2 separate regions of the Mus musculus genome follow, and region 2 is linked to region 1. Evidence: chromatin loops called from intact Hi-C (ENCODE). Cell type or tissue: left cerebral cortex. All regions are shown on one strand.

What was found. Peaks named below come from ENCODE experiments on the same cell type or tissue, not always from the same donor. Only the 100,000 strongest peaks of a DNase experiment are listed, where the experiment ranks them.
Region 2: a loop joins it to region 1, with 3 times the contacts of the local background. A loop is called at or near these places in 3 of 42 quality-filtered maps.

The regions. Positions count from the first base shown.
Region 1 is chr5:76,536,236-76,544,235 of GRCm38, reverse strand. It overlaps Exoc1 (exocyst complex component 1), which reads right to left. Exons shown (of 19, transcript NM_001289770.1): 4 at 6,379-6,538; 5 at 1,998-2,185; 6 at 554-781; 7 at 226-358. Among named protein-coding and RNA genes, the nearest start is that of Exoc1, 11 kb to the right of the region's middle. In left cerebral cortex, CTCF peaks have their summits at 526 and 3,193 (motif pointing right); DNase peaks (open chromatin) are centred at 1,539, 3,203, 3,862 and 6,449; H3K27ac peaks cover 1,381 bases.
Region 2 is chr5:76,241,921-76,249,920 of GRCm38, reverse strand. It overlaps Clock (circadian locomotor output cycles kaput), which reads left to right. Exons shown (of 23, transcript NM_001289826.1): 9 at 1,459-1,579; 10 at 4,386-4,499; 11 at 4,607-4,725; 12 at 6,760-6,842; 13 at 7,033-7,139; 14 at 7,904-8,000. Among named protein-coding and RNA genes, the nearest start is that of Clock, 59 kb to the left of the region's middle. In left cerebral cortex, no CTCF peak of the experiment used is centred here; a DNase peak (open chromatin) is centred at 4,307; H3K27ac peaks cover 205 bases.

The DNA of each region.
Region 1 (8,000 bases):
TAAAAACTAGATAGAGCATAAAAATACATTTGTGAAGGTAAAGATGGTCCATCAGAAGGGACTGAAATGAAAACGTTTAGTGTTAATAGGAATTTGTAGGGGAATCTGTGAAACTCATTTGTATAGCTAATAGTCACTTAGCCCAAGTTACTTCTTGTCAAAATATTTCTACCAAGTCCCAGTGTTAGTCTCGGTTCTTGGTCAGATTGTATCACGGCTACACACCTGGGCGAAGAGCAACGTTCATGCACTGCAGCAGGGCGTCAGCAGCGTTGGTGCAGGCCTCGATGCCTCGGGAAGAAACAAGATCTCCTTCCTGAAGGGCCTTTATATGACCTTTGGCCAAGTCCATGTGGTTCTGGAACACATCCAAACACACCACTTGCACGTGCAATTGTGGGGAAAATACAGGCAGGGCACTACTCACCTATCACTCAGTCTCTGTACCACTTTACATCCTGATCTCACAAGGAAGCTGGTTTGTAAGTGAGTTTTACATAACATCACTAGGCTTCCTGCTTTTGCCCTGCTGGTAGCCTATGGAAATGCTCACCACGAGGAACTCTATCTCGGACAGGAGCTTCACATTATTCGTGTTGCTGAGATGGATCAGGTGGTTGCTCTCAGAGATCTGATCCATCTGCTCTTTCACACTTTGGAGCATCTCCTCGTAACTGCTCAGTTTCAGTTCAATCTGGTCCACCTCCGTTAGCGCCTCATCCAGCAACTGCATCAGGGTGTTCACTTGTTTCTCAGAGGCCATGATTGACTGAATGTTGGCCTACAAAGTGAAAGGAAATGTAAAGGTTCCTGCTGTTTAGACGTGTACAGGAAGTGCAGAGGTGAGACGCTGCCAGAGCTCTCTGCGTCAAGTCAGCCAGTGTCTGGTTCACTTTCTCCACAGGATTTTGAAAGGCTTGCTTGCCTCTATACTGAGGTTTGAGACCACACTTCAGAAACTGTGCAGCGATATCATAGGCTCTGTTCTAACACCTCTGGAAGCGCTAGCTCCTTCCCCTCCCTCTCCACACTTGTCCTGCTCCCCTCTGGTAACTGACTCTAGCTCCTCTCCCCTCCCCACACTACCCTGCTCCCCTTTGGTAACTGACTCTAGCTCCTCTCCCCTCCCCACACTTGTCCTGCTCCCCTTTGTAACTGACTCTAGCTCCTCCCCTCTCCACACACTTGTCCTGCTCCCCTTTGGTAACTGACTCTAGCTCCTCTCCCTCCACACACTACCCTGCTCCCCTTCGGTAACTGACTCTAGCTCCTCTCCCCTCCCCACACTACCCTGCTCCCCACATTTATGTCAGCTACCTTTCTCTTGTGTTAGTAAATGCTTACTCTTTGGCAACGACCTATTCAGAGCCTAGGGGATTAAACCCTAGTGGTATCTGGTCATCTACTTTTTTATTCCACCATTGCATAATAAGAACACTCCAATATCTAAAGCCTTAGCCTTAGCCAAATGTCTTCACTGGAAATGGTTTTTAGTGAGTGAGTGTGTGTCTGTGTGTGTGTGTGTGTGTGTGTGTGCGCGCACGCGCGTGTGTAGGTGTGAATATTCACTGACATCTGTGTGAGTAGGCGTGGACAGCAAATGTAGGGTGTCTTCCTTAATTGCTCTGTTCCTTATTATTGAGGTAGGCTCTCTCACCTGAACCCAGAGCTCCCTGATCTGCCTGGTCGAGTCAGAGGACCCACTGTCTCTGAGTTACGCACTGGGACTACAGAAGAGCCACTATGCCCCAAGTGTTTACTTGGGGCCTGGGGGTCTGAACCCTGGTCCTCAGCTTGCATGGCAAGTGCTTTAGCCACTGAGCCATCTCCTCAGCGCCAAGTTCATCTTTTAAACAGCTACTAACAAGCTGACAAAGACACAGTAATCCCACTTCCAAAAGCTCAGGTGCCGAGGCAGAAAGCCTGAGCGTCACCAGCGTCACCAGCCCCCGTGTTCGATCCACTGCAGCACTCACTGCAGCAGGAGCAGCTCTTACCCCATCGAGCACCTGCAGCTCCCGGGACAACTTCTCCGCAAAGGCTTCAGCGTTAGAAATGGCGCACTCGCAGCCTTCCATCATTATCTCGATGTCCTGCTCTTCTCTTGCATTTAACTCTTGGTACTCATCTACCGCTTCTTCATCCCCTCCCGCTACACTCTGATTCTCTCCGCTTGGAACAGATTCTTAAGATAAAAAGGTAAGGAAAGAAAGTTGTCAAAAATGTGAAGAACCCTGGCATGGACGTTAAAATGATAGCTAGTTAGGGCCGATTACAAGCACAGGGCACACTTAGTAGATGAAGGATAGAAAAGAATGATTCAGAATGTATGAAAACAAGTCTCAAACCTCATTTCCACACAGAACCACAATGATGCTGAAGTTAGGTCCTAAGAGCAACAGAAAGCATGCAGTCTAGTATGCTTGCTGACTTACAAGTGTTAAAATGGGCTTTAGTCACAATCTCTCAAAACATAATTCTACTAAAATAGAAAACATGAAGAAATGAACCCAATTTCTCCCTGGTGGCTGCTGCTCTAACAAAACACTGCTGAACTGTGAACATGGGAAACAATTCTCTCCTCGTAGCATTTCCCCTTGTTATTTTTGCTATTTTCATTGTTTTTTGTTTTTTTTAACAAATCTGTCTATCTTTCTTTCACACAACGCTCACGTGCACATGCGTGCGCGCGCACACACACACACACACATACACGCGCACGCCCCTTTCAAATAACTTTGAAGTGAGAAGTGTATTATCAACAAGAAAGTATAAATACTGAAAGTATAAGTGCATTTTCTATACTTTGTTGTTTTCACATGCATAGATAAAACAGCTAAAGATAAACTACAGGAACTAAGTCACAGTCTGGATACTCTTAGTATTTGGTATTTTACTTGAAAATGAGTATTTTCATTTAGCAGGATTAAAATACATTTGTTTGTCTCAGAACAAAACCCTGATAATTCTAAGTGAGCAATGTTTACTCTGAAGAAGATAATAAATTAGGCAGATTTTGCTAGTTCCCAAGGGGGTTAAGGAGATTAAAATTTCTGACATAAGCAATTTACAGATTACTCTCTAGAAATATTTCTAGAGAAGCATTGCTCTATCTTCTTTGTCTTTTCAATGAGACCATTTTGTTGCTTGTGGAGATGCTCAACTATCAGATGTGACTCCATATTAACCACTAGAGGGCAGGTACTGCCTAAATAACCCACCACAGTGTTACACTAAACACTGAAAAGAAACAAGTGTTTTGTCATCAAAAAACTATGTTAGTAGTATTTTCTTTTCCTGAAATAGTCTTTTGGAAGCTAATAATGAATATTACTATTGGTTTGATTACTATATGGATTTTGAATACATGTATCCCTGTACACAACTCCATGAAATACACACCCCATGGATAACAGAGCAAGTGATACATACAGGTGGACTAGAATAGGAAGAAAAGGTGTTACGCACCTTCTGTAACTTTAGGCAGTTCTGGAGGAAAAGGTATGAAGAAGGCAGAGGAAAGGAAGCAAAGAACATTAGCTGGGTAGGAAAGTACACAGATTTAAAACTTTTAACTACTACCCATATCTCGTTTTGAACTTCACGCTAAACTTGGAGTCTCAAGGCAACATCCAGACACAGTGGGACGATCCCTAAGAAGCTAAACTTGCATGCTTGTTTTCTTATTGTCTCGTCGAAGTGCACGTCCCTATTTTCTTTTCTTTTTCAGAAGCAGACGAGACCTTGAGGAAGGACGCTGGGAAGCGAGCCCTTTCCTGGGATTATTTTCAAGTCAGCTCTGACTCATGCATTCAGTGTAGTTATTTTCACTCAAGGTCCAAAGCTTTGCCAGGACACTCCCTCACAAAGGATTAGTCACAAAACACTGTTTCAAAGACTAAGACTGAGGCAAGAAACGAACACAGGAGACTGCGTACAAGCAGGCATTCAAGGATTCAAGTGGAAGGTTGTTTAAATATCTGGCTGCAAGTCAAAGGATAAAAAAGAAAAGGCTTAAACAAAAAGAACTTCCCTCTCCATCTCTAAAACTCCAGCATCCCATTGTCATTTATAAAAACTACCAATGCTGCTGCTGCTGCTGCTAGAACATTTACAATAGCATTGCTGACCTACTTGGCTCATTATTTAGCGCTTCAAAAGAGGTTGTAATGCGGGTTTTCCCTCAACATTACCCAAAGCCTAGAGACATTTACTTCTTAAAAACTGGCATTAATGGCTGTGATTTAGGGCCCATTAGGACTAGTTTTAGACATTTATAAAGCTTTCCCAGAACACTAAGCCAAAACAACAGTTACTGGTCAACAGAAAATGGTTTCTGAAATGACATCCCGAAGGACTTTAGCATCCTTAAAACCAATCTCAGCTGGAGCTCATCTTTATAAATATCAACATTTGGCTGTGTGTCCTGAAAAGTTAAGTACCTTTAAAAAAAAAGTTCAATTTTATCCTTAAAATCAGCAATAGTCTTTGTATTCTTTTGGTAATGTTTTTTAGTGATAGAGTATACATTTTTCAATATAGTTGTCCTAATGAAATACATCAGCTTAAAATATAACTATGTATACATAACATCTGGAAACATAATATTTGGAAACAGAATAGCAAGTTTTTCAATGAATGATTAGCTAATCAGAATATTCTTGCTTCAATTGGTCAAAGTCATTCAAAGCAAATGAATCTGTCAATGACCACACACTACTAAGGGGTCACGTCCTCAGCACACCCACAGTCTAGGCACTGGGGACAGGGCAGCCCCGTGATGCTCATAACTCAGGCCAGTGTCTGGGTGGGGCAGGGTCTGGGGGCTTCTCAGGCCTGACAGATATATCTGCCAGCTTTCTGTCAGTTCTAAGCACCAAGTAGAACTGCTGAGAAGAATAATCTATTTGAAAGGAGAAATGTCCACAACCAAATAAAAAGAGGACCAATAAAGAGGCAAGTAGCTAGATAAATGGTTTGCTTCAAACTATATCTTACATTATTGAATACGGGGCCAGAGACTAACTCAGTGGGTATAGGCGCTTGCCTGGTGACCTGAATTCAATCCCTGGAAGCCATATAAAGATGGAAGGAGAACCAACTTCACAGCATTTCCCTCTGACCTCCACACAAGGGCCATGGGATGCACCCGCCCTCCTTCCAGTGAACACATGGATAAAGTTTTAAGGCAGACGTGATGGCTCACTAGGAATGTTAGGCAGGAGGCCTGCCACGAATTCAGTCAGCCCAGAGTACACAGTGAATTCCAAGCTAGCCTGGGCCTCACAGGGGACCCTGTCTCAAAACAACAGCCAAGCTGGTTTCTTCTGTACAATAAAGCGTGATATGCACACGGCATCCCAGGCCATTCAGAGCCATTCCACGGGAAGCTTACACCCGAGGAAAGGAACTGCAGAGAGTGAGACCTCACTGAACATTTTCATACTTCAGAGTAGAGGCTGTCTTGCCACACAGTCAAATCTGCAAAGGCAGACAAATCACAGGCGCCCTCATCAGCCTCCTGTCCAAGGATTCTGCTGCCCAGAGGAGATGAGATTTATTGAGCATTTACTATAAACCTGAGACCCTTCTTCTTAAGCAAAGAAATGCATTATAAATAATAACTGTGAGTTAGATACTACAAATAAGGGAACCTGAGGCTTCCATTAACTACATAAAGCCAGGACATAGCCGGCAAAGGCAGAATTTAAACTCAGGTAGCGTAACATCAGAACTGTGTTAGTCTTCTGCTGGACATAAAAGTACTGCTGTACGGTCATTTACCCCACAGCTGTTTAAAATAAATTTTAGAGTAAGTATTTAGTAACATTAAAAACAAGTTTGTGCTGAATTCATTCTATGAAAAAAGAATGTTAACAAAAGTGTAAACTTCTCTATTTAGGTATTCATAGAAAAAAGCCTTAAAAAATATATATGTTGAAGGGTTAGCAGCAGTATTTTTTAGGTACTGAGACTGAACCGTGTCCTTGCACACCAATGAGCTATCTCCAGCCGACCACTTCTGATTTTTAGACAGCGTCCACTCTTTTGGGTGAGTCTGACTTTGAGTGGCTTTGCACTCACTCTGGCGCTGAGGCAGGTCTTGAACTGGTGATCCTTCTGCCTCAGCCTCCCAAGCAGGGAGGGACTGCTGCTGCCTGTGCCACCAAGCCCGGGATGAGAGATTCTACTTTAAAATTTTAATATAACAATATCCTACAATGTACGCATATAATGTTTTCAGTAAGGAAAATGATTTTGACATGTTTTATGACATATGGAGAGGCAAACTCAGTATCCTAGTTACTTTGAATAGTGCCAAACGATATAGTCATTTAAGGATACGTGATCCTGCGTATGCCTTCTCCTTCACTTTACCTTCCAAAAGCTGCGAGCTAACATTAACAAAGTCGATTTTCTTGCGCAGGTAGCGCTGGTTCAGCTTCCAAATGCAGGAGATGAAGGCGTTCTTCTCAGCCGTGCTGCTGGCCACCCACTTATAGACCTTCTCAAAATGCAAATCAAATTCCGGGTTTTCCTAGAATAAAGAGTGTAGAAATATGTTTTGATCCTTTCATTTTTTCACTGTTACTATAAAATCTACTTAAAAATTGAGAATGGAAGCTGTCCTTGGAAGGCAAAAAAAGACCATTAGATATCATGTAAGTGGCTAGGGATATACTTTCCTCACAGGGTCAAGGGCCAAGCTCAGTTACTACACACACACATCAAACAAAGACGTAAAGTCCTCGGAGAATATAATTTATAGCAAAGACTGGACAAGCAGCACCATCCTACAGTGGTCACTTCCCCTCTGTGCCCTCAAAGTCTAGGAGTGAGAAAAGGCTTACACACACTTCATGGCTTAACGTTCCGGCTCCCTGTAGTGACATGGTAATGCTATCTAGCTTTAATGTGGCTATCTTCTTTAGGTAGAAATTTTTGTTACATAATTTCTTTGACAATGTGTGCTTGGATACTAACTCCCAATTAAAGAATATGCCTGATTAAAACATAAGGAAAAAAATTTAATCTAAACCCTTGTGTATTTTCTAAGACTGAGGTGAGAAACAAGAGCTGCACTCAGGTTACTGTTTTGAAAATGTAGAATAATTACAGCCATCTCAAAAGGCAGCAGTGTCAGTGCACCTTAAAGTTGTTTAGGGAACGGAGACAATCTGAGTCACATTACACCTTCTCCAAGTCTGCGAGTCGGTGTCCAGTCAGCTTCTCTGTTGCTGAAACCCTGACCAAACCAACCCAGGGAAGGAAGACTTACTTCATCTTACACTTGCAGGTAACTGTCCATCACAGAGGGAAGTCAGGGCAGGAACTCAAGCAAGAGCAGAGGCAGGAAGCACGAAGGGAAGCTGCTGACTGGTGGGCTCCCATGCTCTCACTTAGTATATGCTCTCACTTTAGTATACCTCCAAGGACCACCTGCCCAGGGATGGCACCACCCACAGAGGCTGGGCCCTCCCACCTCAATCAACAATGGAGAAAATGCCCCACAGATATGCCTGGAGGCCAGTCGGATGGAGGCACTTCCTCAGGTGAAGTTGCTTCCTTCCCCGTGACAAGTCTGTGTGAGGCTGACAAACACTAACCAGGACAGCCACTGCACAGCAATGTTTCTTCCTCAAACGCCTCTACCACTTTTCTCTGCTTTGTACCTCTGGCAAGCAGGCAGGACTTTAGGAGATCCAGCAGAGGTCTCAGAGTGACAGTGGTGTGAGCCTTGCTCTGTGCCCCACCAACACACAGTAGGTGTGCTGCTGTGCTCCACTGTGCAATGACTGGGTCAGAGCTAGCCAGGAGGGAAGGTAGAGGGAGGGCCCCATTAACTGAGAGAGGGAGAGAGCTCTGGTGACATTCACAGGACCCTGCTGAGCTCAACTGCCTTGAGCCCTTTAATGTGAATACTGAGTCATGCCATGTCCTTGAAGTTTGAGCACACTCAAAGAAAGGTATAAAATTTATAGCTTTAAAATTTTATTTAA
Region 2 (8,000 bases), 290 kb after region 1:
AGTCCCCCATTTCATATTAGCATATCTATTGGTGGTGTCATTGTATAGGTCTTGTTTAGGCAGCAATAATGTGACTATGTCATTGATACAGCTTTCTTGTCATTCTATGAGACACAGTGTCACAGCTGACTTCCTGGTCCTCTGCTCTTACAGTCTTTGAGTCCTTTCTTCTGAGTTGCCCCCTGAGCCTTAGGTGCAGGGTCCTGTTGTAGATAGATCCATTGTGGTTGGGCACATTACCATGAATTGTCGCCTGCATCTTGACACTTTTCTTTATGATCTCTGTCTGCTGCTGCGGAGACGATTTTTTTGGTGAGGGGAGAGAGCTACTTACGTGTATACAGGGATAAGTTTTAGGATGCAGTTAAGTAGTGTACTGGTCTAGTGAAGTGATTACAGTAGGCTCTCCAGTACGACCCATGGCCTCACTAGCTGAGAGTACTTGGCTAGGTTTTCAGTACCAGGCTTGCTTTATGGAAGGAAATGATCTGAGTTGGTCTTGGAAAAATGCAAGATAGAGATGTGGAGTTTGCCAAAGCTACTCCACTTCATATAGTAGAGAAGACTTTGACCATAGAGAAAAGCAGAAGTCATAGAAACACACGGAGGGTGGGAAATCACCCTTTCTCCCATGACTCGCCTTTGTTCCTTACTAGTTTGTTTTAAGCAGAAGCTATTCAGATATAATCTCTACAGGTGTAAAATATAAGCAAAAGGAAAGTACAGCTGCTTTGCCCCCACAGCTCGGCCCTCTGTCCTGTAATTAGTTAGAACAGTTTGGAAAGTGAGAAGCCCAGCGGGATGGCTGGCCTCAGTGGGAATGGTGAGGTTGCTGACGTCTCGCTGTCACTGCTACTTAAGGACAGGGGCATCACACTCTGTGAGTCCGCAGCCATCACCTGTCAAGACAACAACTGTTGATTGGTAGATAATAAACAGCTATAATAATGATAATTACATGCTGGCTGCCCATCTTATACAGGGCTTTGGCAGTGTGGTACAGAATAGATGCATGGAAAAGGTGAAATAAAAATGGGAGGAGAATGGTGTCAGATCTCCTTCACGTAGCTTGTCATTGTTACTGTTTTTGTGTACGATGTCACCATTTAACAGTTGTTTGCATAAATTACAAGGCTGTGGCTTAGAGCCTATAATTTTGTTAAATTTCTCAGTTCCATTATATTTTACAATGCTCAAATTTGGTGAAACTAAGGTTTTTGCATTCTATGTCTGGCTTTCAGGATCACATCGCTCATGAATATGATAGCTGGTATGTTAGCCTCACCAAGTTCTCAATCTCATCTCTTAATATGAAATTTGTAGCTTGACTTTATTGATCTTATGGGTAATTCAAGATTAAGTGCATGTCCTCTGTTACTTAATAGCTATTAGATGTGTTGGAGATGAATGTCTCTCAAAGTGCTGTTGTATAATTTTGTTTTTTTTTTTATTTTTCAGTCTGATCTTGTGGATCAAAGTATATTTAATTTTATCCCAGAGGGAGAACATTCAGAGGTTTATAAGATACTCTCTACTCATCTGCTGGAAAGTGACTCATTAACCCCTGAGTACTTAAAATGTAAGTAGGCCCTACTCAGCAGAGATGCCAGTCTTATATTTGGCAAGCATTATTCTTTACTTCTCTTAGTTTATGAAGACTATAACATGTTTAACTAAATTAAAATAGCACTATTTCATGAACTCTATTAAGTGCTTTTAAAATTGGTGTGTGTGTGTGTGTGTGTGTGTATGTGTGTGCGTGTATATGTGTATGTGTGTATATGTGTGTGCATGTGTGTGTATGTGTGTGTATGTGTGTGTATATGTGTGTGTATGTATATATATATATATATATATATATATATATATGAATTGTGTTCATTTTAAGATTCCAGATCTATTCCAATGTACAATGAGGTCTTATCTTGTTTGTTATAAGAAATTGATCACAATTATGCCACAAAACTGTAATGTATAAAAAGATGGAAATTAGCCATATTTTAAATGAAATCTTATTATATTTAATGAAGTAATCTTTGCTGAATGTTTAATATGATTTCTAGAGCACCAAATATAAAATAATTAATAATTTAAAAATGTTCCTGTCATCAATTAACACAAAGCATCAAGTAGTGAGAAGTTTCTGTAGGTCGGGCTAGTGGTTGACTGGAACTTTGGCTGCCTTCACTCTTGCTGTACTGGTTACCGTCACAGTCTCTTCCACACTAAGCACAGTGACAGGGGACACATTTTTGGGGGGTTCATGGTTTAGAGATGCCTCAGGTGCTGAGGAGGACTTGATAGAGCAGAGCTGTTTACAACATGACAGCTGGGAAAGCAGAAAGAGGACAGAAGGGCTTAGGGACATATCTGCCATGGCCTGTTTCCTCCAGGCTACTGTCCTCCTGTGGTTTATAGAGCCTCCCATGGTAGCACTACTAGCTATGGTCCTTTGTTTCGACAGTGTTGAATTGCTCGCCTAGAATGCACATGCTGGGCTCAGTCCCCCCAAACTAAACAAAACAAAGTATGTGTGTCTAAATTTAGTGTATATATATATATACATCATTGTTTTTGTGTGCCCATTAGTTATTAGATTGTGTTTTTTTATTATTTTTAATTAGCTTTAAATTTTATCTTATCTGGTAATAGTGATATTAATCAGGTTAAAAACTCTATGTGTCCTCAGATTCTATATTAAGAACTAAGATACATATTCTTACATAAATATGTACATGTGTATATCCATGTTAACGGATATTCTTTCAGAAGGGATTATAAAAAGTTAGACATGGCTGGGCGGTGGTGGCGCACACCTTTAATCCCAGCACTTGGGAGGCAGAGGCAGGCAGATTTCTGAGTTCGAGGCCAGCCTGGTCTACAGAGTGAGTTCCAGGACAGCCAGGGTACACAGGGAAACCGTCTCAACACCGCCCCCCCCCCAAATGTTAGACATGGAGAAAAGTTACTTGGAGCCTGTATATAATTGTTTACAGTCAGATTTGCTTTACACTGGTCCTTAGACCATTCTAATACAGTACTTAGAAGAAAGATTTGGGCTGGATTTAATATAGAAATCAATTTTATAGCTTTAGGCAGTATTTGAAGTCACAGAATGAATGGTGTTACCTGAGGCAAATGTGTAGAAAAAGGAGAAGTAGAAAGTTGGCACTCAGAAAAAAAAAAAAGAAAGAAAGTTGCCACTCAGGTCCCAAAGTACAAGGAGTAGAGCTGGTTTCAGGGACTCTCAGTAAGCAGAACTGCTTGGAAAACTGCCTAAAGCTTCTGCTAGGAAAATAGACCCCCTGCTTTCAGGTTAGAGGAGTCTTAGCTCAGTGGCTTGCAGATGGCCTTGGAAAGACTGGTACACAACAGAGCTCCTTCCCCGGGAAGGAGGAGTCCAGGAGTTAAAATGCAAGGTACTTTGCCTAGAAAATGTAGTAGGCTATTTTAGCTGTAATGGCATTGAGTTGGTACAGATAATGTGTTTGTGAAGGAGATGAGGCAGAGTTATAAAGGACCTGTGTTCATCCTGTGCTGTTTAGTTTTTATTCTTTACACAATAGAGAGCCAATGAAGGCCATTTGGGTGGTTTGTAGTTGGAAGGGGAAAATCAAGGTTGAGAATTTTGAAAAAGGCAACTATATAGTTAACACTAGAAGTAATGATAGAGGAAAAAACATGATTGGTAAGTGGGTAGATCCAGTAGAGCACATTTTAAGACTAGCTAGAAAGAATGAGAAAAAACCACCTGAGTGGTTTTTACAGTATCAGTGTCAGTAATATTTGGGAGGGACATAGCTCTGGAGGTGAGAGGGCAGTAAAGAAATGAAGACACAGAAACTAGGGTGCATTTAAAATGGATGGAGTGAGTTCTCTGGTCCTGTAACTAGATTAGCATGAAAAATGCTTGGGGAAATGATGGAAGACCTGATGAGATTTAAAATTGTAGGCAGTAAAGAACCACAGAGTTTGCAGTTCCTAAAGGGTGAGTAGCAAGTGACATGGCCCTGTCCTAAAGAAAATGAGAGGCTACTCTTCAAGGTAAAGATGGGAACAGCTGTTAGTTGTAACACTGGGAAGCCTGAAGCAAGGCAGCTACATAGTCCAGGCTAGACTGTTACCAAGAGACCCCACCAAACCCAGCAGTGACAGGAAAGAAAGGGAGGCCTTAGCTTTAAATAAAGGACAGTGCTAGCTTTAAAGGAGAACAAAATATTTTTGTGAAATTAGAATGAAAAATGGGATGGGAGAAGAAATGAAACGGAGATTGGCTGTCAGCCTGTGCTGGCTGCAGGCATCTGCTGCAGTCATCTGCTGTTAGTGGGTACTTCCGTGGGAGAAAGTGACTGAGAATTCACACAACTTTTTATCACTTATTCCAGCAAAAAATCAGTTAGAATTCTGTTGTCACATGCTTCGAGGAACAATAGACCCAAAGGAGCCATCCACCTATGAATATGTGAGATTTATAGGAAATTTTAAATCTTTAACCAGTGGTAAGTTAAAATGTTTCTTTTATAATGTGTTTTAACTGGCTGTTTTTATTTTTCCAAGCTCTTAGATGCTTAAATATCAGTAACGACATGTCTCCTTGCTGTTTTAGTATCAACTTCAACACACAATGGTTTTGAAGGAACTATACAACGCACACATAGGCCTTCTTATGAAGATAGAGTTTGTTTTGTAGCTACTGTCAGATTAGCTACACCTCAGTTCATCAAGGTATGCTTCTGATTTTAATTGCTCTAGTGCATTCCAGTTCATGATATGAGATTTGGTCTTGTGAGATTTTTGTTATCTTTAGAAGGTTGAAACTTTTACGAACATTGAAATAGTAGTGGCCATTGAGTTACTAAATATGTATGAACTTCATATTTTTACCACAGTTATCTTAGTGTATTCTTTGCAGGTATCCCATGGCAGTATATCACCATTTTCCTGCTTTTGTACAGAGTTTAATGTGTGGTTTAATGTGTGTAGTTTACTATCAGGAAAGAAGTCTGAAAAAAAAAATCCAGATGAATTAAAAAGAAAAAAAAAAGAATGTGCTTTACTGGGTATAACTTGCTATTTGGTTCTTTTTTGATTAATTTTTTTAATGTGTATGGATGTTTTGTCTGCGTGCATATTTATGTATCACGTGCATGCCGGGGAGCCAGAGGAGGGCCTGCCTGAGACTGGAGTTACATACAGTTGTCAGTTACCATGTTAGAACTGAACCAAAGTCCGCCTGGAGAGGCCGAGCCATCGCTCTAGCCAACCCCTGCTCTTTGAGTTTTAAATTACACATTTTTATTTCTTGTATCCATAAGCACGTGTTTAGTAGGGAAGTAGAAAAGTGAACTGCCTCAGTCCCTAGAGACAGGAAAGAAGCCAGGGTGACATTTAAATTTGGGTGACAGCGTAGTATAGAACAGCGCCTGAGTTAACAGTTAGAAGACTATAGTCTTGCACTCCCCGTTAGCTCTTAGGAAAGTGGAGGGCTGATACATGTTTTATTTCATGTAATTCTTACTCTTCTGAGATAGATGCTATTATAATATTTTATATTTAAGGAAGCAAACTTAGGGAAATTACTTGCTGAAAGTCTCATCTAGTAAGTGAGACTTGATTGGAATTATTTTTCTTTTAAAGCCCTGGCTTTTATCTTTACTGAAGAACATGCAAGGAGAGAGGAGGGAGTGTCATGGATTGCTTCGTATAACAGAAACTAGGTTTCATGTATATGAGTGGAAAAATAGTCAGAACTCATGTTAGAAACCGAAAGCAGGGGCCAGGCATGAAACTTGTTCTGTCTGTGGCTTTTCTCCATGAAGAGATTTCAGCATGAGAAACCATAGAAGAGTTAGGGAAGTTGGGTGCTCATATTTGAGTATTACCAAGGTGATGGTAATGGCTGACCCCTGAAGAGAAGAGAGATGGAAGGATGGGAAGATAGCTGAGGTGCGCCGGTGGTGAGGTGAGTCAGTGAGGTAAGATGTAAACTCCATCTCTAAAGCTAGGGGAGATGGGGTGGACTCGAAAACACCTAGAAGGTCACATTAGAAGTATTTATAGGCTAGAGAGATGGCTCACTGGTTAAGAACACTTACTATTCTTACAAAGAGCTTAGCATTCATGGATGGTGGCTCACCACCTGTTGTAACTCCATGTGTAGGGGATCCAGTACCCTCACCTGCCCTCCTCAGGCACTCATGTGGCATGCAAGCAGAAACACATACATACACATAAATAAAAACAAATCTTGATTAAAAGGAAACATTTAATTTGGCTACTTTGATTATTAAAGAATGTGTTGATTCTAGACTCTGGTGTACAGAAGTGAGGCCATTGATGAGATGGGAAGTTGTGAGCTATGAAAAGTATGGCAGTTGGCTTAAACACTGTGAAGTAGGAGGTGTGGACCAGAGGAAGGACATGGGTATCTAAGTAGGCTCTTAGGCACGTGAATGAGTGAGAATGCTCACTGTAACTACTGACCTTAGGCCGGCTGGTGTCTGCCAGGTGCTGCTGTTTTGTCTGTTTTTATATCGGGTGATTAGGAGAATTGTTGGGGATCAAACTTAGGACTTCACAACTTCCAGACTAGCATTTTGTATCACCAGCTGGCTACACTTGTGTTTAATACTAAAATCTAAAATGTATAAAAATTTGTCTAGATGAAAGTGAATTTTATAATGGCCTATGCTAAGAATATTTAATGTTTTCACGACACAGAAAATTACTTCTAAATTATACTTGTTAATTTGTTTGTAGGAAATGTGTACTGTTGAAGAACCAAATGAAGAGTTTACATCTAGACACAGTTTAGAATGGAAGTTTCTATTTTTAGATCACAGGTAACATTACCTTTAAATTTCACCAAAAAAAATGTAATTCTGGACAGTAATGGACTCGAGGAACATAATGATTTTTGAAATTCATTATCCATTTTTGAAAAAATAAAACCCATTCTCCAAATGAATGTTGTCTGTAGTGTAACTAGTGGAACATTATAATACTGATATGTATTATTACTGTATAATTTAGGGCACCACCAATAATAGGCTATTTGCCATTTGAAGTCTTGGGAACATCAGGCTATGATTACTATCATGTGGATGACCTAGAAAATCTGGCAAAATGTCACGAGCACTGTAAGTAGATCTTAATGTTTCTGTTGAGAACTGTTTAAAAACACAGAAGTAGACGCTTTGTTCTAGTAATGAAAGACACAGAAAAGATTTAGAGTTATTTTTATAAATGTATACAGAAGGTACAGGTTTATATTGACCTTGGTCTTACACATAAAGGAAAATCTTATAGTATATTTTAAAAGTACATAAAGTTTCCCAAACCAATTTAACTACAAAACCCAATTTTTGCTTAACATCAGTTAAAGTACTTTAGAACCTAACATTTGAAATAGTTTGGGGAAAATAGTTTGAGAAACTTTACTAAACAATTATTTCAAACAATTATGTTGTTCTGATTTCTGGTTAATTAAAGCTTTACAATTAAAAGGCCTCAGAGATGTCATATGTGACAGTATCTTTGGGGAAAGTGTTATTGTTAATTGCTGCTTCATATGTGTTAAGTATCTTGGCCAGTTAACAGTATGACTTTCAGTATATGGAACTTATTATGAATGAAAAATTTGTGTAAAATCAGCAATAACTGACTATAAAATTGGAATCTGGGAGTTCTAGTTATTTAGGGGATCTTAAACTGGTTCTTAAAAAAAATCTTTGTAGTTTATACATATTTCTGGAAGCCAGAAAATAATTATATCTATATAAAGAGTTAAAAATAAATGCCAGCTTTTATTTTATAAAAAAAAATTGAGATTTTTTTCATAGCTAAGTACAGATCAAAGAAAAATATTTGTTTCTTTCTCTTCTTTTTATTTTTTTATTTTTAGTAATGCAATATGGAAAAGGCAAATCGTGTTACTATAGATTCCTGACCAAAGGCCAGCAGTGGATATGGCTTCAGACTCATTATTATATTACTTACCA